Linked DNA regions of Homo sapiens: region 1 is linked to region 2. A link is a loop called in an ENCODE intact Hi-C map of the cell type or tissue named here. Cell type or tissue: A673. All regions are shown on one strand. Each heading gives the region's core, and the rest is flanking DNA. Links, peaks and the distances in the headings are about the cores only. Region 1 has its middle 97 kb from the start of PDGFD. Region 2 overlaps GRIA4 (glutamate ionotropic receptor AMPA type subunit 4).

Region 1 (17,504 bases), core at 5,742-10,741, 1.6 Mb after region 2:
TATTAGCAAAAGAACAGGCATAAATATCAGTGCAATGCAATACAGAGGCCTATACTAATCACAGTTACAGGGTCAACTGATTTTTTAAAGATGCCAACGTATTTCAATAGTGAATGAACACTTTTTTTAAAACAAATTCTGCTAAACTAATTATTAATATGAAGAAAATAAGCCTCAAATCTTGTTTCACATCATATACCCAAAAACCAAACTGAAATACATCCTAGACCTAATGTACAAGCTGAAACTATGAAACTTCCAGACAACATATAGACAAAAATCTTTTGAACTTGAGATAGGAAACATTTTTATAGATAGCACATCAAATGTAGAAACCATAAGTTAAAAAAAAAGGCGAAAGAGACTTTTATCTTAATTTTATTTCTGTTTGAAGATACCTTTATGAAAAGGAAAAGCCAAGCCCCAATACAGAAAGTATTTGTAGTACATATTGACTGGAAGATGACAAAGACTCCAATTAAAATATTGGTAAAAATTCAGGCAGACACTTTACAAAAGAAGATAAAATATGAAGAGTCAGGACATGCAAAAGATATTCAATATCATTAGTCATTTGAGAAATCCAAATTAAAATTATGAGATACTACTACATGTTTAGTGGCTAAAATAACATAGTAAAGACTGATAATACTACACGGTAATAGGATGCAAAAGAACCAACACTCTCGTACGTCACTGCTGCGAAGGTAAAAGTGCACAACCCATTTGGAAAAATCTTTGACAGTTTATTATACATGTAAACATACACTGACCACACAGCCTATCCATTTCATTTCCATGCTATTATCTAACAGGAATGACAACTTATGTGCATGGGAAGATGGGCCTACTTGTAGAAACTTTATTCATAATAGCCAATAACTAGAAATATCCTAAATGTTCAACAACAGATGAATGAATTTTTGAACAAATTATAGTATATCCATAACATACGCCTCCAATAAAAGAATGAATTACTATATATGTAACACAATGAATGAATATAAAAAACACTATTTAAATGTTTTTCCATTTGTTTGTGTTATCTCTTATTTCCTTGAGCAGTGGATTCTAGTTCTTCTTAAAGAGGTCCTTCACATCCCTTGTAAGTTGTAATCCTAGGTATGTTATTCTTTTTGTAGAAATTGTGAATTGGAATTCACTCATGATTTGGCTCTCTGTTTGTCTATCATTGGTGTATAGCAATGCTTGTGATTTTGCACATTGATTTTGTATCCTGAGACTTTGCTGAAATTGTTTATCAGCTTAAGGAGATTTCGGGCTGAGACGATGGGGTTTTCTAAATATACAACCATGTCATCTGCAAACAGAGATAATTTGACTTTCTCTCTTCCTATTTGAATATCCTTCATTTCTTTCTCTTGCCTGATTGCCCTGGCCAGAACTCCCAATACTATGTTGAATAGGAGTGGTGAGAGAGTGCATCCCTGCCTTGTGCTGGTTTTCAAAGGGAATGCTTCCAGCTTTGGCCCATTCAGTAAGATATTGGCTGTGGGTTTGTCATAAATAGCTCTTCCTATATTTTAAGATATGTTCCATCAATACCTAGTTTATTGAGAGTTTTTTGCATGAAGTGGTGTTGAATTTTATCAAAGGACTTTTCTGCAACTATTGAGATAATCGTGTGGTTTTTTTCATTGGTCCTGTTTATGTAATGGATTATGTTTCTTGATTTGCGTATGTTGAACCAGCCTTGCATCCCAGGGATGGAGCCAACTTGATCGTGGTGGATAAGCTTTTTGATGTGCTGCTGGATTCGGTTTGCCAGTATTTTATTGAGGGTTTTCACATTGATGTTCATCAGGGATATTGGCCTGAAATTTTTTGTTGTCGTTGTGTCTCTGCCAGGTTTTGGTATGAGGATGATGCTGACATCATAAAATGAGTTACGGAGGATTCCCTCTTTTTTCTATTGTTTGCAATAGTTTCAGAAGGAATGGTACCAGCTCTTCTTCGTATCTCTGGCAGAATTTGGCTGTGAATCCGTCTGGTCCTGGGATTTTTTTTTTTTTTGATTGGTAGGCTATTAATTACTGCCGCAATTACAGAACTTGTTATTGGCATGGATAGGAAAACTCAATATCTTGAAAATGGCCATATTGCCCAAAGGGATTTATAGATTCAATGCTATCCTCATCAAGCTACCACTGACTTTCTTCACAGAATTAGAAAAAAACTACTTTAAATTTCATATGGAACCAGAAAAAAAGCCCATATAGCCAAGACAATCCTAAGCAAACAGAACAAAGCTGGAGGCATCCCGCTACCTGAATTCAAACTATACTACAAGCCTACAGTAACCAAAACAGCATGGTACTGGTACAAAAACAGATATATAGACCAATAGAACAGAACAGAGACTTCAGAAGTAATACTATACATCTACAGCCATCTGATCTTTGACAAACCTGAAAAAAACAAGCAATAGGGAAAGGATTCCCTACCTAATAAATGGTGGGAAAACTAGCTAGCCATATGCAGAAAGCTGAAACTGGACCCCTTCCTTACACCTTATACAAAAATTAACTCAAGATGAATTAAAGACTTAAACTAAGACCTAAAACCATAAAAACCCTAGAAGAAAACCTAGGCAATACCATGCAGGACATAGGCATGAGCAAAGACTTCATGACTAAAACACCAAAGGCAATGGCAACAAAAGCCAAAATCGATCAATGGGACCTAATTAAACTAAAGAGCTTCTGCATAGCAAAAGAAACTATCATCAGAGTGAACAGGCAACCTACAGAATGGGAGAAAATTTTTGAAATCTATCCATCTGACAGAGTGCTAATATACAGAATCTACAAGGAACTTAACAAATTCTCAAGAAAAAAACAACCCCATCAAAAAGTGGGTGAAGGATATGAACAGATACTTCTAAAATAAGACATTTATGTAGCCAAAAAACATGTGAAGAAAAGCTCATCATCACTGGTCATTAGAGCAATGCAAATCAAAACCACAACAAGATACCATCTCATGCCAGTTAGAATGGTGATTATTAAAAAGTCAGGAAACAACAGATGCTAGAGAGGATGTGGAGAAATAGGAATGCTTTTTCACTGTTGGTGGGAGTATAAATTAGTTCAACCATTGTGGAAGACAGTTCTAGATCCTCAAGGATCTAGAATGAGAAATACCATTTGACTCAGCAATCCCATTACTAGGAATATACCCAAAGGATTTTAAATCATTCTACTATAAAGATATATACACACGTATGTTTATTGCAGCACTATGCACAATAGCAAAGACTTGGAACCAACTCAAATGGCCATCAATGATAGACTGGATTAAGAAAATGTGGCACAGATACACCATGGAATACTATGCAGCCATAAAAAATGTTGAATTCATGTCCTTTGCAGGGACATGGATGAAGCTGGAAACCATAATTCTCAGCAAACTACATAGGAATAGAAAACCAAACACCACATGTTCTCACTCGTAAGTGGGAGTTGAACAATGAGAACACATGGACACAGGGAGGGGAACATCACACAACAGGTCCTGTCAGGGATCAGGGGCTAGGGGAGGGATAGCATTAAGAGAAATACCTAATGTAGATGACAGGTTGGTGGGTGCAGCAAACCACCATGGGACGTGTATACCTATGTAAGAAACCTGCATGTTCTGCACATGTATCCCAGAAGTTAAAGTATAATAATAATTTTAAAAAAACACTGTTTGAGCAAAAGAAGCCAGGAACAAAAGTTGACATAATATGTTACTCTATTTACATGAAACTCAATTTGAATTCTAGTCTACAGACTAGAAAAGCATATCAGTGGTCGTCTGGGTCCAGAAATTTGTGGTGGGGATAGAATGTAAAGGAGTACAAGAGAAAATCACATGATTGTAGGTGTGCCGCCTTATTTCTGGGTTATCTATTCTGTTTCATTGGTCTATGTGTCTGTTTTTGTACTAGTGCCATGCTGTTTTGGTTATTGTATCCCTGTAGTATAGTTTGAAGTCAAGTGGCATGATGCCTTCAGCTTTGCTTTTTTGCTTGGGATTTCCTTGGCTATTCGGTCTGCTTTTTTGTTCCATATGAATTTTAAAATAGTTTTTTTTGTAGTTCTGTGAAGACTCTAAATGGTAGTTTAATAGGAATTGCATTAAATATTTAAAGTGCTTTGGCCATTGTAGCCATTTTTATGATATTGATTCTTCCTATCCATGAGCATGGAATGTTTTTCCATTTGTTTGTGTTATCTCTGATTTCTTAGAGCAGTGTTTTGTACTTCTTATAGAGATCTTTCACTCTCTGCAGAGCTGTATTCCTATATATTTTATCATTTTTAAGGCAATTATGAATGGGATTACATTCCTGATTTAACTCTTGGCTTGCCTCTTGTTGGCATATTGGAATACTAATGATTTTTGCACAATGATTTTGTATCCTGAGACTTGGCTTAAGTTGTTTATAAGTTTAAGGAGTTTTTGGGCTGAGACTGCAGTTTTCTAAGTATCTGACAAAGGTCTAACATCCAGCATCTATAAGGAACTTAAATAAATTAACAAGAAAAAAACAATGCCATTAAAAATGGGCAAAGGACCTGAGAAGATACTTTCCAAAAGAAGACATACATGTGGCCAACAGTCATATGAAAAAAAGCTAAACATCACTGATTATTAGAGAAACACAAATCAAAATCACAATGAGATATCATCTCACACCAGTCAGAATGGCTATTAGTAAAAAGTCAAAAAATAACAGATGCTGGCGAGGTTGTGGAGAAAAAGGAATGCTTATACACTGTTGGTGGGAGTGTAAGTTAGTTCAATCACGTGGAAGATAGTGTGGTGATTCTTCAAAGATTTGGAACCAGAAATACCATTCAACCCAGCAATCTCATTACTGGGCATATATCCAAAGGGATATAAATCATTATATTATAAAGTCACATGCACACTTGTGCTCATTGCAGCACTATTCACAATAGCAGACATGGAATCAACCTCAGTGTCCATCAGTGATACACTAGATAAAGAAAATGTGGTACATATACTACATGAAATACTCTGCAGCCATAAAAACCAATGGGATAATGTCTTGCAGGTACATGAATGGAGCTGGTGGCCATTATCCTCAGCAAACTAACACAGAAACAGGAGAACAAATACCACATAGTCTTAGTTATAAGTGGGAGCTAAACAATGAGAATACATGGACACATAAAGGAAAACAAAACACACGGGGGCCTCTTGGAGGGTGAAGGTTGGAGGGTGGAGGGTGGGAGGAGGGAGAGGATCAGGAGAAATAACTAATGGGTACTAGGCTTAAACCCGGGGTGACGAAACAATCTGTGCATCAAACTCCCAAGACACAAGTTTACCTATATAGCACACGTGCACAGATACCCTTGAACTTAAAAGTGTTTTTTTCTTAAAGGAATACAAAAGAATTTTATGAGGTCATGTAAAGCTATAAATTGTGAAAAATGAGACTCTGAGAGCCTGGGTTGGTTTGAATAGAAATATATAATGGACACTGTATAAGAAACAAATGAGAATTTTGGAGCTGATTTGGGAGAACTGTTAATGAGAGAGGCAGGGAAGAAGGAAGAGTGTGGAGGGGAGGAATATGAGTTGCAAAACATAGGGAACGATTATGATCAAATTTGTCTAAGAGTTAAGTTGTTTGCCTTCCCGTGAGATAAAACTCCATCATGCCAAATTTTCATAAAGTCTAGGACATACAAATGGCTTGTATGAAATTCCATTCCATACCTGAATCCATGAGAAGCTAAAAGAAGGGAATTCTTTGGAAGTTAAAAACTACCGATGGTAGCAGTGCTGTAGAAACAGGTTCTTGAAGTGAAAATAACCAAGAGAATTTAAATCACTGGGAATTTAGAAAAAGAGGCATGAGAAAAATGGCAAGCCTGAGCTGTTCACTGGGTCACAGATTTACTTTCCACAGTAACCAGCATGGCATCTTGAACATCAGAGATACTCAAAAATATGTGCTGAATAAATTGATAAATTAAAAATGTGATGTCTATAGGGTTTAAAGCATTAAGCAAAATTTTTGCAACTGTCAAAAATATTCCTATTAATTCTTCATTGATTGCTCTCTATATCATATTGTGTTGAATTATTAATTTAAAATGTCTGCATTTTTTCCATTCTATGCAGCTTTGGTTTGTTTGAACAATTTATTCCTTCATTATATAATGCAGAACTGATTTAGTGAAAAATTGATTATCTACCTTTGGTGAGGTGGCATCCTTGTCATTCTCCTGCTTTCAGACATGAAGCTATACTCTTCTCTCAGTGTAAAAATGTCATGTTTAACATCAATACATTGCATGACAGATTATGGTAAGAAGTTAAGTCAGTGCTTATTTTAAGAGATCACAACCTTAAGGTTAATTGTGCATCTTGCATCTAATCTAATATCAATTTATCAATGGATAATTAGGAGCATGGGAAGGTGAAGAACTTTTGCTTTATAGTCCTTTTGAGCCAGGATGAAGGAAAAATAATTCCTCAGTTTCCCACAATCCCACACCCTGGAGATAGGGATTACAGCTCCAATTTTTAGTCAGTTAGATTAGTTGGTGATTTCAGATCACCACCCAATGAACTGATTCTTATTGGCATAAAAACTGAAAAAACAACTGGTAAATGTTGAGCAGTTAGGTGGGTAGATCTTGTAAAGCCACTGAGTGGTCAGGATTATTACATACAATTTTAGTAGCTTATTCTGACTTAAAAGAAGAACTTGATAATCAAAGTGCTTTTTAAAATTAGTATAGGTTTTAGGGAGTAGCTGATGCTGAGAACATGTGCACTTCAATTGAACAAGTTGTAATATAGAAAGAAGTGCTCGTTACTTTCATAGAAATAGGAATTTGTACTCATTTAGTAAAGAAGCTAAAAAGAAAAAGTGAAGCAGTGACTCCCGTTGAGAAATCAATGCTAGCAAACATTAATTCACACCTGTTAACTGGAGTGCATTGGCCTGGAGACAGCACCAGGTGTGCCTTTACTCACTGCTTGAAGTAATTGAAATAAATTGCTCTGTATCCTTAAGCACTTTGGGCTTAAATTGACCCATTGAAAATCATTTTATTTTTTCATTTTTTCCTTCATTTTGTAAAGTCTGCACATTTTCAGTAATAGAGTACTTTTCCACAAGATATTGAAATACGAGAACTGAACGGTTGCTTGTAGTATTTATGAAGCTATTTTGTTGAAAGAAAATCAAGTTGAACAACTAAATCTGTGTCTCCATAGGAGCTTATTTGATTATATCAGAGTCAGAATTCTAAATTGTGAGGCAATGAGAAAATTAATTTGCATTTATCTTCAGAGAAGTCTGACTTAATGCCGTAGAATCTGAGTAGTAAATATGATAGCTAAGAAATTAATTACTTGGTTCCTGGGAGACCGTTTTAACACTATTGTATAATACTGGAAGATATTCAATAATGTCTGTTAGTTTGAAATGGAGTAAAATATAACATAGCATTGGAATAGGGAAAAAAATGAGAGATTTAGAGATGGATCTAAAAGTAAAAGCAGTAAGAAAAATAAATGAATCAAAATTGAAGAGATGATTTAATATTTTATTACTGATTAAACACATCTTTTATTTTGGGCCCTATAGTAACTAAGTAGAAAAACAAATGTCCTTGCTACTATCACATCAATATTATTCTTGAGTATCCAAGTGGTGAATGTGTATAGATGAGTGGCTTTTAATATTTAATTCAGCCTGAAATACGTCATTTTGGTTAAATATGCTTTGGAACCCGGCTTATTCAGTTAAACCAGCCATGTTTCTAAAGGAAGATAATTGTTAAAATTTCATTTTACAGAAAAAAGTTAAAAATTACTATTTTGAGTTTGCTAAAATCTTATTCTATTCCTGTGTACTGTGTTTTAAAAGAAAACATATAAACTTTTGTAGATATACGTTATTTCCTTTGAATAACATTAATATCAATCCAAATTATATCAAAACAAGAGTCATGAACATTTGTCACACCAATTAAATACTAATTTATAGGGTCTTCATTCAAATGGTGATCTAGGCATTTAACATATCATTTCTTTTACATTTTCTGTTGAGTTATAATTGCAGAAAATGAAAAGTTATGAATATAATAGTGATTCTATATGTTATCTATATACACACTTTTAATGAATGATTTGCACAGATTTTTTATTATTTTCTTTTTGTCTAAGATATGTTTTGTTTATATATATAGGAATATAATTTCATGTCAGTTGAATCTACTAATAAAATTGAGATTTGTGCACTTTATTTCATTTTTCTAGTAATTTATTTTTATTGCATTTAACAAAAGCATCAGTTAGAGAGGGGCTGAAGAAGAACAAAATGGTCATTCATTACAGATCTTTGAGGAGCAATACTGTAATCTACTGAAATGTAGAACCACAAGTCAATAATAAAGAAGCAAACCACCTAATTAAAAAATGGGCAAAGGACTTGAACTGACATTTCTCTGAAAAATATATACAAATGGCAAATAAACACATAAAAACATGGTCAATATAACTAGTCATTAGGGAAATGCCAATCAAAATCACAATGATATACCAATCCACATCCATTAAAATGGCTGTCATTTAAAAAATGGAAATTAACAAATGTTGGCAAGAGTATGAAGCAATCACAACTCTTGTGCATTGTTCGTTGAAATGTAAAAGGACCCAGCCACTGTGGAAGTTAAACAGTTTGGCAGTTTCTCAAAAAAATTAAACATCGAATCACAATACCTGTCATAATTTCACTTTTAAGTATACTACATACTTAAAATAATTGAAAGCAGGGACTCAAACAGACACATGTACATCCATGTTCATAGAAGCATTATTCACAACAGCTAAAAGTTGTAAATAACAGAAACGTCTGTCAACAGATGAATGAATAAAATATTATGTATATACATTTGTTTGTTTTATATATATACATTTCATATATACAATGTATATATACATGTAAATGTATGAAATGGATTATTACCCAACCTTAAAAATAGATTAAATTCTAATCCATACACAATATGGATGAGCTTTGAAAACCTGGTAACCGAAATAAGCTGGAAACAAAAGGCAAACATTGTATGATTCCACTTAGAAATACCAAGAATAGACAAATTTATAAAAATGTAAAGTAGAATAGAATTTACCAGGAGCTGGAAAAAGGAGAGAATGGGGAATGATTGTTTAAATGAACAAATTTCCTATTTAAGATAATTAAAAGTTCTGGAAATGGGTAGTGGTAATGGTTGTACAACAACATGAATCTACTTAATGCCACCTAGCTGTATGCTGAGAATTGTTAAAAATGATCCATTTTGTGCTATATATATTTACCACATTGAAACAAAACTAAGAAGTTTTTAATAAATCATATATGTTTATGATTTCTTATTTTAAAGAAAAATTTTAAATAATAGAACAAACTTTGATCTCAATTAAATCGTATAAAAAGGCTTCTACATACAAATGCCACTACTGAAAACTACTGTGTCCAGAAGTCAAGGAAATGAGTAAGAATTCAGAGGAAATTCTGTTCAAAGACAAAAGAATAGCTCTAGTTGGAAAGTCCCTCAGGCTAGGGACCAAAACGTTACCAAAAAGTGATGTGCCATAAATTTGGTTAATAACTACCACTATGTTTTCAGATCTTTTTGATGGGTCTGATCCAGTTTCTTGCTCAAAATAAGCTAATCTATTATAATCAAATCTCCTGACTTCTTTTTGTTCAATTATTTCTTCCTGTGTTCTTACGAAACTTCATTTTATCTATTAATTTTGGACAGAACATTTTTGGGAGGGATGTTCTTAGGAAAGAAAATGGTCATGTTGTTTACTACCACTGATCCCTTTCTTATTAAAAAAAAACAAGAAAAAACTCTAATTTTGTTAGTAATAGCAGCACAGTCATCTGAAATCTCACATTCGTAGCCTCTCTTGTGTAGAGAAATATCTATGTGACACAGTCTAGCCAGTAAGATAGGTGGGAGGATTTCTGAGGAAACACAGTTTTCCTAATATAAGACCATCCCTTCCTCCTTGTGACTTTTCTATCTTTTCTCTAAATAGATGGTGGTAACAAGATTGGAAATAACTGCCATCTTGTTGTCATTAGGTGATCATGAGAATAAATCCACACACCAAAGAGAGCAGAAAAGAGAGACGGAGCCTGAAAAATGTTTGAAACTGCAGCACCAGTGCTCCAGGATTGCTACAGTGACCTTAAACTGCCTAACCCTGGACTTCTTGTTATAGGAGAAACAACAAAACTTATTTTATTAAGTCTCATAGTCAAAACTCCATAGCTTGTAGTTGAAATCAATCCTAAAGCAGTTTGGGATCCTTTAAATTACATTTTTAAATTCTACTAGAGTTGTGGCAGCTTTTAAAAAGTCCAACATAGATCAAGCAAAGGAATTGTAAAATAATGCCTCCGGTGAAAGGTCAAAGCAAAAATAATTCTCAAGACTTTAAAAATGCACTTAAAGGACTCAATAATTTTGTAAGATTCTCTTAAGGAAGATACGGTTAATAACACCAAAACAAACAAACAAATAAAAGGTGGACAAATAATGGTATTCATGGCAGGATGGGACAGGAAGATAAAATCTCTTGAATTACAAGTCACATGTGTCTGGCCAATAACACGCATGCAACAAAGGCACTGCCCTCTTTGTCTGTGTTGCTGGCCCTGCAACTCCTCCCATCTCTGAACACTCGAGATCTGATTAGAAGCCTTCATTATTGGCTTTCATTCAGTTTCCTTATCTGGGAAGCATCATCCAAATATTCCCAAGTGAAAAGGAAGACTCAAGTTGACAGTGGACACTAGTTCATGACAGCATGCCCGTATGATGAGTGATTTCCTAAAAAGAAAAATACAAAACAAAAAAAAAAACAGTGATGGAATATGCACTGGAATTCTCTTTGGAATATTGCCCACCACCTTTTCTCTGCTGTACAGGCCAATCTTTTACTACCTCCACAACAGAGACCCATTTAAGGAAACTGGAAACATGGACCAAAAGAAACTTATGCCACATTTTAATCGAGTAAATGTTACACACACACACACACACACACACACACACACACACAGAGAGAGAGAGAGAGAGAATGAATGAGAGTGAGAGAGCGCTCACTGGTCTAGGGTAAGTCCTTAGAACAGAGCTACCTCTAGTTAACCCATAGACTTTACTTTTACTCATAGAGTTAGCTAACAGGGCAAACTCCAGGAAACTCAAATATTTTAAACAATGCAATAGTTTACTCTGTTATCTATTCCCAACAATTAGTGTCACTATACTGACCTGAAGATAATTGGCTGTAATTTCATGTCTCCCATCATAATCAGGGATGTTTCTTTGATCTGTATAAAGGTATACTGTCAGTCATAATTCCAGGGCCACATCAAGTACCCCATAGGACACCATGTTCATCATGTTCAGAATGATTGGGAAGGAATTTTTGGTGTTTTCTCTAAATTATCTGAAGCCTGGATGATGAAGGACAAACTATATTGAGTAAAACACTGATTCATCGCTCTGCATCCACTGAGGTTGCATTTTCAAGCACTTTCAAGATATAATTAGCAATGAGTTTGCCCACGAGGCATTTTTTTCTTTAATTTCTGGCAAGTGTCCTCTGGGTAAGGTGACCATGCTATTACTTGAACTCAATTTCCTGATGAATGCCCTCTGCTGTAACGTTTCTGAGAATCAGACATCAGCTCATAAGGTGCCCAGCTACCTGGGGGGATAGTGGGATCTTTTGGACATACTGGATTATTTTACATTCGGAGCCACTCCCTCACTCTGTGTGTGTGTGTGTGTGTGTGTGTGTGTGTGTGTGTGTGTGTGTGTTTTCTTAGTTGAAAGGTTGAAAGAGCATGAGAAAAAGACAGAGAATGTTCTCCAAACAATCCAACTATTTAAAAAATAAAGTTGCCCAGGCGGACACAAACTGCTCTCCGGAGTCAGAAAAAAAAAAAAAAAGTGATTTGAGCACAAAGCTTACTTCTCCCTCTGCAGACAGCTCCTTTCTAAATCCAGTATTATATCTCCCACTGGAATTCTTGCATTAGCCATTTTCACATCAAAATATTTATTACCAAGCACCTTCTGTCCCTGAACATACCCGTATCACTCCTATCTTAAAAATATCTTCCTAGAAATTGCAAATGATGCAATATTTTGCTCTGTCCCCCTACATTTCATGCCCAGAATTATTAAAAGATCATGCTCTTCTCCCAGCCTTTGATTCCTCACCATCCAATTAAAACATAATCCCTTGCAGTCTGGTTTCCACCTCCACAATTGCTAAAACTGCATTTTCAAATATCAGGGAATGAAACAGCTGGTCCTATGTCTCAACACAAATCCCTCTCCTCCCTCATCTTCATTAACTTCGCACTGTCCATGCCTCCTACTCCAAGACTACTGATCTCGCTGTCCTTTCCAGCTCTGCTGCCCCCTCTGTATCTCTAAATATATTCATTCTCAAAGTTTGATGATTGCCCTTCTCCTCTTTTTTACAGTTTTCATTTGACAGTTTCACAGCCTATGGGGATTGTAGTCAATTCCTTCGTACTAAAGACTCCTAAATCCATTCCTCTAGCCTTACCCCTCCCCAAACCCCGGATAGACATTTTCAGCTCCCTGAAACAATCTCTACAACGGGTATTTCCAATGAAATGTGAGCAAAAATATCACATCAACTCCTCTCTCTCAGTCTCCTCCTCGGCTCCTCAAATAGATGTTTTTTGTTTTGTTTTGTTTTTTGACTTCTGGTTAATGAAGTTTAGTTTGCTCTTAATTATGCAGCTCAAAATATTGCAGGTAAATCTCAGGGATTTTGCTTCTCATGTGTCTATTGGAGGGTCTCTTCAGCCCCACTGTTACACACACATGCACACACACCCATCAGACCCCTCAACTCACACCTAGGGCACTCTCTCAATGCTCCAATATAGTGACACCATTACTTGATTGCCTTTCTGAAAGAGTAGATCTAGCCATGTTTGTACACCTGTTCACAAACTCCTCAATCCGTATTTTGACTCCAAGTCACCTATATGTCTTTGTCTTATCTTCCTGATACCTACTGTAAGTTTCAAATAAAGTGTACCAATTTCTATTCCTTGAATATGGCCTAGATATCTCTTCTTTAATCCCTTTGTTTAATTCTGTTTATTCTGCCTATAATTTTATCCAAACTCCACCTATCGGAGCGTATTCACCCATCAAGGTCCATCTCAAAGGCCATAAGCTCCCTGAAGCTTTTCCTGATTTCTGCACAGTCATTATGCCTTCTCTCAGCTCTCTGTGCCTTTTTGCTTCCACTATCTTAAGCATATTGGTATTTTTTTAATTTGTCACTTGTTTTTGTTTGACTTTCTTCAATCTACAAATAACTTTTCATAAATTGCCTCATCTTCATTTAGTGTAAAGGATATAGGAGTGGAGTCATGAAGAACTGTGTTTTAATATCTTCTTCCCCACCTAGTGGTTGTGTGAATAAGTTGAGATGAGAAAATCCTCCGTAAAGTGGAGCACCCAGATCAAATTCAGGTTTCATGGATCTTCATACAGTTCTGATTCCATCCCACCCCAATGCTACATCTCACTCCCTCTCCCTACTGCAGAGTCTATCACAGAAGCATGCAATACAATAGAAACCCACCGGAATTTAAAGTGAAAACAAAAATTGATTTCAATGTTGGAAAGCAGATACCTTAAATGAAGCTCTGTAAACATCCCTTTGCAGTTAGACAGGCTTGAGAACTTGGGATATGCTACTAGATAGTTTGTATAGTCTCCTTGTCCCATTTAAAATTCATTTTAAAATATATTTAAATATGAATATTGTTCAACCAAGACTACACTTTCTACACAGAGTCCTATCCCATTCCCATCTCCCGCTCACTCTGGTTTACACCCAACCTCCTTTAGCCATTTAAATTATCTGCAATGCCGCCAAAACTCCGTATAGGTTTTTAATCTTTGGTCTGTGTCTATATTTAAGGAAAAGAAAAAAATCAAGAAGAGTTCCAGAATACTAATTAAGTAAAATAAAATCTTCAATTAGTTAAAAAGAGAGAAATAAACAAGAATCACAGTTTCAAATAATTTTTCCATTCCTTAGAAGACAAAATTTGAGAACTCAAAAATATTAGTGTTCAAGCCTCAGTGGCCCCTTGTTCATAAAGAACTTTCTTTCTTCCTCATTTATACTCTAATAATGCTTTGTATGTCTCTTTAAGAGGAAAAAATATCACCTAACCTCTGAGCTTCAGTTTCCTTATCTATAAGTAATTTTAGTAATTTTACCTACCTTACTGGATTTTCAAGACTAAAGGAGATATGTAAATAAAATGCTTAGCATAATGGCTGACACATACTTGAAGGAGTTGTGTATTACTTAAAAGTCTACTTTTCTTGCTTTTCCAATAGACAACAAACTCCTTGAGCACAAAGTCTTTTTTATGAGCTTGTTATACTGCTCAGTACCTAGCACTGTCTCTTGCACATAATATGTTCTCCATGAACAGTTTTTTATTTATTAATTAACTCGTGGGGATGAGGAGGAAATAATACGTCAGAAATATGTAGAGAGTTTCTGAAAATTCATAGGCTAATTCCCAACCCCAGATATGATGGTTCAGTCAGTCTGGGTTAAAATTTGGACACATTTGTTAATGCAGATATTCCTCAGATGATAATTACAACTATCATTGTTTGAGAACTATTGGTCTAAGTCAACTGGTCTGATTCTCAAGCAAAACCATCTTTGATTCTAATCCATATATCTCTACTTCTTACCTCATTCCGTTCGTTTTTGGGTCTTTATACCATACCTCACTCTTAATTGGATTCTGCATGCAATGATCAAATAACCTGCTGTTCATTTACATTTGGATTATTGTTTGCACAGATTACACATTGGTGTATCACCTTTTGGATTGTTCTCTGCATGTTGGGTCCAATGATATATTTTTTTTATCTATAGTGTAGCATCCCTACCATAGTAAGTGCTCTTGGGGATGTAACTAATTACTTCTCACATTACTCCCTGGCAACACAACAAAATAACTTATGCCTAAGGATACATCCATGAGGCACACTTCTCCAAGAACAGCCAAGAGCATATTCTATTAAATCTCATTGAATATCAGAGATTAAAATTACTTTTTAAAAACTTATTGATGATTCCATGTAACCTAATTATTTCCTAAGAGTATTAACCAAGAGATAGAAGTTAAACAATGTTTAATATAAAGAAATATTTACAATATAAGTGAATTACCTACTGGGGTGGGGGGAATAGCATTCAGAACTCTGAAGAACAGGAAAGCAAGAAATAAAGGGAGCAGTCGCACCTCGAGGACCAAAGCAGAGTGTTCAATGAAGTCGCCAATCTGGAAGAGCCCAGACATTGTTGGAAAGGATGTAGGTGTAGGCCTTGGATGACAGGGACTTCTGTGGAGGTGCTGCGTGGTGGACCTCGCTGGAATCTATCCTCCCGGGTCTGAGAAGTCTTCCACTGGAAGGTGCCAGCCTGCCCTCCGGGAGTCAGCTAGTAATGAGCACACCCCAAACCAGGAAGAGCCCCTCTCTCCTCCAGTGTCCTTCCAGCGCCCTCTATTGGTGAAGCCGGACAATGAAGGGTGACTATGGAGCTGAGAGGCCTGGGCTGTTACTGATGCACTAAGCAACTGAAATTCCGAATGTACTTATGTACTTGCTTGAGATTAAAGACTGAGTTAGTGACAGAGCAGGGACAAAAACTGCTCCCAGTCCGAAAACCCTTTGCATTATATCATTGTGGTTAGATAATCCTGGAGTTGATTTTGAAGAAGAGAGGGGCTGGGAAACATTCCAGGAAGAGTGCCTCATATGTTCCAAGCTCTTACAATCTCAATATAGCCTTCATAATAGGTCTTATTCTTTTTTAACTCTTTGTTGTTGTATAGACAATGCAATTGAAACTCAGAGAAGTGAAGTCACTTGATGGTCATATAGGAAATATGTGACAGTCAGGATTTGCTCTCTGGTCTGACCTCAAAGTTCATAATCTTTTGATTATACTGCATTACAGAAAAAAGTGCACTAGACTGTGATGGGAAAAAACATTGAATTTATGTTTTTAGTTGTGACAGATTACTTTTGCACTTTAGTCATCCAGTTCAAATGAGTTAATTAGTTTTTCAGGTCTCTGAATGAGAGAAAACAACATCGCAGTCCACAAAGGCATGGCAAAGCAGTGTTAAAAATGTGGAAGCACATCAAATACAAAATCCATAGAATTATATGAAGAAATAGGTTTTTCAGCAAGTGAAGTATCTTAGTTTATCATGAACCAAATTGTCTAATTTGCATCTGTGACTTTTTTAAAACATTATAGCTCGCAGTGAATAATTAATTGATTTTAAGTCAGTTTGGTTCAGTTGGAGGCTACTCTAACTTAGCATGAATATAAAAATATACACATTTTAAATAATACATTTGCAAGAAATAACTGGTTCCAAAAACCTCTACCTAGTATTGAATAATTCTGGCAAGATACTTTGATATTGTTTTTTATTGAGACAGAAATTATTTCCAACATAGGTAAAAGAAAGTTTATGTGTTATTGGTCAAAAGCTGCCATTGAACTTATTGCTCTAAGTATTTTTTCATAATTTAAAATTGATAATGTAGGCATTGGTTATTTCAGTAAAATGGGTTATCAAAGGCTTAGTTTGACTAGAAGGTTAAAAGGAGCTAAAATCTAGAACTTGCTGTTAGTCGTATACCAAATGCTAAGCACTCCTTTGCAAATGCAGGGACCAGGTAGTAACCATAGTTTCCATTGTAAAGCCTGGACATAGACTGACAGCATCAAAACTTATCATTTGTATCATCTGTGAAGACAGCACCATCACAAAACTAAACCACATGGGTTTCAAATTACTTCAGCAAGGCACATGGTAGTAGTGGATTGTGTATCTTAAACTATCTCTGAGATTTACTTTACACATACATGTAAAGGACCTTGGCCTATTAAATAAGACTATTTCTTAAAATAGAGTGACAGTCCCAATTCTCTTCAAATTTCTGAGTACTCAAATACAAGAAGACAAAAATACACTCATGCTTTAAGGTACTGAAGATGCCTAGAATCCCATCAAGCTCTCAGTGAGGACCAGCTCTCATTGATTTCTCTCTCTTTCTCTGAATTCTCAAACTAAAATTACAGTACTTAAATTATGCAATTTTATATTGCTTGCTACAATTTATTTTGTCTCACCCATGCATTCAAAATCAGAACATAAAAGATAAAATACTTTTTAGTCTGTATATCCCTACAACTGTCTTGAACCCAGAGAAGGCTCTCAATAAATATCAGTAATGTGTCGTTTGCCTCTTTTAGGGGATGAGAGTATATGTGTACTCACAGACTACAATTATAAGTCACTATATGTG
Region 2 (5,000 bases), core at 1-5,000:
AACCATTGTATTTTTATAAGGGAATTAAAATATATGTTTGTGAGTTAACAGGCACTCAAACAAGGTCTTTGTCTAATATTAAGCATGTAAGGTATGTAAGACATAATTTTGAGTGTCAAACCTATTCAATATTGCGATACCTTGGGAAAGCAGTGTTAAGCAAAAGATTAGACCCTTTCAAAGGGGGTTTCACCATGGAGAGAATGACTTGGACTGTAGTATGGTCCCTAAAGGATGGAAAGGGTTGATGAATAAAGATGGTGAGGAGGAAGGAGCTGCTGCATCATAAAGCAAAGGCACAGAGGCAGGAGCTTGGAGAATGCTTAATAAATTATTAATCATTGATAGTTAATAGAGCAGGCTGCTGGAGTAATGTATTCATAAACTACATTATGCTTTATTAGTATTTCACAATACAGTTGAACCTCATAACAGCCCTGTGAAGTAGATATTATCCCCACCATAAAGGTGAAGAAATAAAAACAATTTATGTGACTTACATCAAAGCATAACCCCACTAAGTGGCAGAAATGTGAATGAACTCAAGTCTTCCATTCTCCAGCTTAGGGACTTTTCACCACACTTCAGCATGCAGAGAGAGCGATGAAATTAGCAAGGAAGGATGAGGCTGTGATGTGAAGGCCTTTCAATCACAGTCACCATTAATTCCATTCTTTCTCTCACAATCACATCTCGTATTTTAGCATATTCTGTCAAGGCTACCTTCAAAATATATCAAAAACCTGGCCATTTCTTCCTACCGACACTGCCTCCACCCAGGCCCAAGCCTCTTGTTTGCAAATGCCTCTTTACATGTCTTTTATTTCCTCCACCTTTGCCCGCTTTGCACTACTCATAGCATAGCTTCAGGAATGGAACTTTTCAGGCAAGCCAGATCATACCACTTACAGGTCCAAACTCTCCAATTGCTCCTTTATACTGACGTCATCCACTGCTCTCTTGCTCTCAAACATCACCAGACATCTGGCTGCTTTGCCAGGGGTGCTCTGGCTCAGGCTTCACCCTGCTGTGCTTTCCCCAAGATGGGTCTTCAGGGTTTTGCCTTTATGTTCTTAGGTTTCTACCCAAATGCCCTCTCTTCAGTGAGGCCGTTCTGGGTTACTTTATCTAAAATTTCAGCTCCTTCATCCTGTGCTTTTCTATTCCTCTTCTCTGCTTTACTTTCTCCCCAACACTTCACCACCACCTAATATACTCTAGATTTTACTCACTCACCTTGTTTATTGTCTCTTTCCCATACTAAAAGGTAAGCTCATGAAGTCAGGAGGCTTGTTTTGTTCACTGTGCCTAGAAGAAGACTTGGCATCTAAAAGGGACTCGATAAATAGTTTTGGATAATTAAATACTGAAAGTTTAGAAATTACTCCACTGATCATTGTGAAACAATACTGAAACAGTAGAAACCTTCGAAGCTTTGGAGCAGAGAAGAGACAGATTTATAAAACTGCTTTTATAATGCTAGTTTGATATAGTGGAAATGATGCATCCGAAGAGTGGAAAGAGAAGGAGGACAGGGAATCCAAATAGGAGACTACTGAAATTAATACAGGCATAATGCCAAATCTCCTGTCACTTAGACCAACTCCAGAAAAAGTGGAAAGAAAGGAGAGTGTTGATTGTTTGCTTTTCTCTAAATTCTACACTCCCCCCACCCCACCAATCCTGTACTTATCTGTATAAGAGCCAGGAGATATTTCATTGTATCAGGTGGAGCCATATGACATTTTCATTTCTGCTGATCAAAAATAGTCAAATATCAGCAATGTCTTATTGTTCATCCCAGAGATAGCTTCTGAATGAATAATAAGTAATATTACTGACATCGGAATGAGCTGAAAACTACTTAATTTATACTTTGTACATTTTGGTCCTGAAAGAATGTGGCAAGTAAATGCAAAAACTCTACAACTCTACAAATGGCAGAGAGAGGTCATGAGTTGTAGAAGCCCAGAGTCCCACATATCTCAGCAGGAATACCTTTAGAGATATCCTAAGGTAGCCTTTAATAGTAATCTCCAATTTTCATAATCTTTATTTATAGCAACCATCCTGAGTCATTAATAAGAGCTAAAATAAGCTTCAGAAACTTAGGATTGAAGTAAGTGTGAAATTCATTTCAGAAAGGACTCCATTCTAAATGATAAAAACAGAAATATTTTTGGTTCATAAAAACAAATCCTGAGCTAACCTGCAAAACTGACTCATTAATTGAGGGTGCAAGATAGCCAGTGCTGTCCAAAGAATTCTGGTTCTTAAAAGAGCAATTAATTTATTCTACCGTATGTTGAAGTTTGAGTCCAACAGATCTCATTAATTAATCATAAAAGCAATCACTAGCAACGAAACTCAAAGAAGTGTTACACAACATATTAAGTATCAGCTTGTTATATTCACATGCCAAGCTGTGTACTGTAAATAATATTAATTTGGATCTGGCTTTTATACACAAAGCCAAAACCATTCATTTTGGTTGATTTGAAAGTGATATTTTAAACTGTTACTTTCGTCTTTTCTTTAGAGCAGGAGTAGCAGTACATAATTTTCTTGTGATGATTCTGGTGAAAGGATTTGCATACAATTATGGAGACAATTTCTGTTCCTAGCAGGAAAAAACACAGGATGAAGTAAGTATTCACCATATGATTCGCCTAATTTTTATATCCTACTGAGACTAGCTCAGTTCTAGGAAGTAATTGTAAACTCATGTCAGGGACTGAGAGTGAATACATTTGATTGCTCACTATTAAATTTCTTTAGTGGAGAAATGACACTGAGGTGATTATCTAAATACAGAGTGATTTATTGAACAGCATGCTAGGTGACAAATGATGGGATCAGTGGTAGCCTCTGTTACTTTTAACGGCAAACGTTCTGTTTCTCATTTCAACTCTGTGGTTCTGAGGCAGGTTATTTAAATTTCTTAATCTTCCACCTTTGACTTTCTATGTAATGAAGAAGATTAATGTAGGATTTTATTAGTCATGATAATCTTTTCTATAGCTGTAAATAAAAATCAGCTTCATTCCACTGTGGAGTAACTTATAAGGCTGCTGTTCATTTGAGGGAAGTAGATTGCGGATTCTTCATAGGTAAAGAAATTCATCCCTACAACTCTGGGAAAGTCATAATGTATAACTCAACATCCCACACTCCCTCCAAACGAAAAACAAAAACCTAGCTCTTTTTCTTAAATTCCGTATTTGGTCATTAGTCATTTACTTATCACTTTAGTCAGAAACCTAAGAGATTCTCTCAGACTCATTACTCAGCTTCACCCTCATCCCACACCAATCCTGACATTTCTTCCTAAATATTACATTTAAGACATTTCATGAGCAGTTCTCTATTTATTTCTTCTTTCACTTTTCACTCAATGAATATTTGTTGAGCATTTCCTACATTTCAGGCCACTGATCCAGAGGCTGCCGATATAGAAATGGAACAGTAGGATGTGCTTTTCTTCATGAAGCTTACATTCCAGTGGCTGAGGCAGACAAGAAGTAATACACAAATACATTTATAATAGAAGGACAAGAGGTAGTAAGTACTATGAAGGAAAATAAGGGAAAGGAGGAATAGAAATGACCAGGAGTGGTGACAGGAGGGATGGATGTTTATCTTCCCAAACCAATCTTTCACTGTGTCTCTTAGGTATGCGCCACTCAACTCATACTGAAGATTGGTGGTTCTCTGAATAAACCAGATTCTCTCTTGCCTTTAACGGAATGCAATGGCTATTCCCTGCGCTAAGAGAGTCTGTATGCCCTACACTCACTGGCAACTTCTAATCTTTCTTTAAGTCTCAGCTTCAGCTTCAGACCATTTCAGAAGCCTTCTCTGGCCTCATCCATGTGGGGTTGTTGTCTTTTTTCTTTACATTTCCCTAGCTGTTTGTACAGTAATTACAGCTCATGCTACTCTGAATTAATTAAATCATTTATTAAATAAGTCCTATGTGCTACTTTGGAAAGTATTAAGTATACAGCGTGCCTGTCACTAACCTCAGGGATGTGAAATTATAACTGTAATTGCTAGTTTACCTGTCTACTTCCCTTTAAGTATGAGACTAGCTTTTATTCATTTTGATTTCCCTATTTTTTTCACACAAAGGAAAGAATAAGCTCAACAAGAGGGAATTAGGTTGAATTAAATGACAAGGGTAAAAATTCTGCCCTTTTTCTATATCCCTTCCCATTTGATCAAGCCTAATAATAATAAAGGTAATAGTAATAACAATTATTGAAGGCCTGACAAATCCATGACCTTTAATATTGTATTAAGTGCTTTATTGGCATGGTGTTAGTTTTATTATCTTCATTTTATATAAAGGAAACTGATGATACAGAAGTTAAGTTCTTGGCCAAGAGCATGTAGCTATTAATTGGTAAAGCCTCATTCTGTCTGATATTACAGTCTGCTTTTTATTCTCCTCATGATATGGTCTATAATACAATGCAAACTTAATTCCATTCAGTTTGGGTTAATTTTATTCCCCTATTAAGGATTCATTTTTGACCTAGACATATCCCTGACCACGAAGCACTGCTGGATACAATGATATTTCCAAGAAGTGTGGTGGCTTCTGCTCTTTACATTGAGCGTATGCTTGCTGCTTTCACTCTAAGTTCACAGGGACGTAAAGCCCCCTTCTCCCAATTCTCCCCTCCCCAAATGTCTCTGGTAGCTCTAGCCCAAACATTAGAACCATTGCAAAGATTACAATAATGAACACAGTTTCTTTCTTCAGAATACCCTGTGAGTGCTGCCCTGTGGTCCAGTTTGGTTAATGATGTTGTCCCGGCACTGCTCAGGACACACTATCAACTGCCTTCTCTCTGTAAGGACATCAAACATTAAACCGTAGAATTAGGTTGACTTTAGTCAAAAAGCTTTTGAGTTACTACTTAGATCTATCTATATGCTTGCCCAAGTTCTTCCCTTCTAGAAACAGTCACAAAACCCCATAGGACTATTTCACA

The links. Hi-C counts contacts between places; a loop is a spot of excess contacts. Peaks named below come from ENCODE experiments on the same cell type or tissue, not always from the same donor. Only the 100,000 strongest peaks of a DNase experiment are listed, where the experiment ranks them.
Region 1: a loop joins it to region 2, with 4 times the contacts of the local background. A loop is called at or near these places in 13 of 110 quality-filtered maps.

The regions. Positions count from the first base shown.
Region 1 is chr11:104,252,747-104,270,250 of GRCh38, reverse strand. No RefSeq gene overlaps it. Among named protein-coding and RNA genes, the nearest start is that of PDGFD, 97 kb to the right of the region's middle. In A673, for the core only: no CTCF peak of the experiment used is centred there; no DNase peak of the experiment used is centred there.
Region 2 is chr11:105,850,400-105,855,399 of GRCh38, reverse strand. All of the region lies in intron 4 of GRIA4 (glutamate ionotropic receptor AMPA type subunit 4), which reads right to left. Among named protein-coding and RNA genes, the nearest start is that of MSANTD4, 170 kb to the left of the region's middle. In A673, for the core only: no CTCF peak of the experiment used is centred there; no DNase peak of the experiment used is centred there; H3K27me3 peaks cover 314 bases.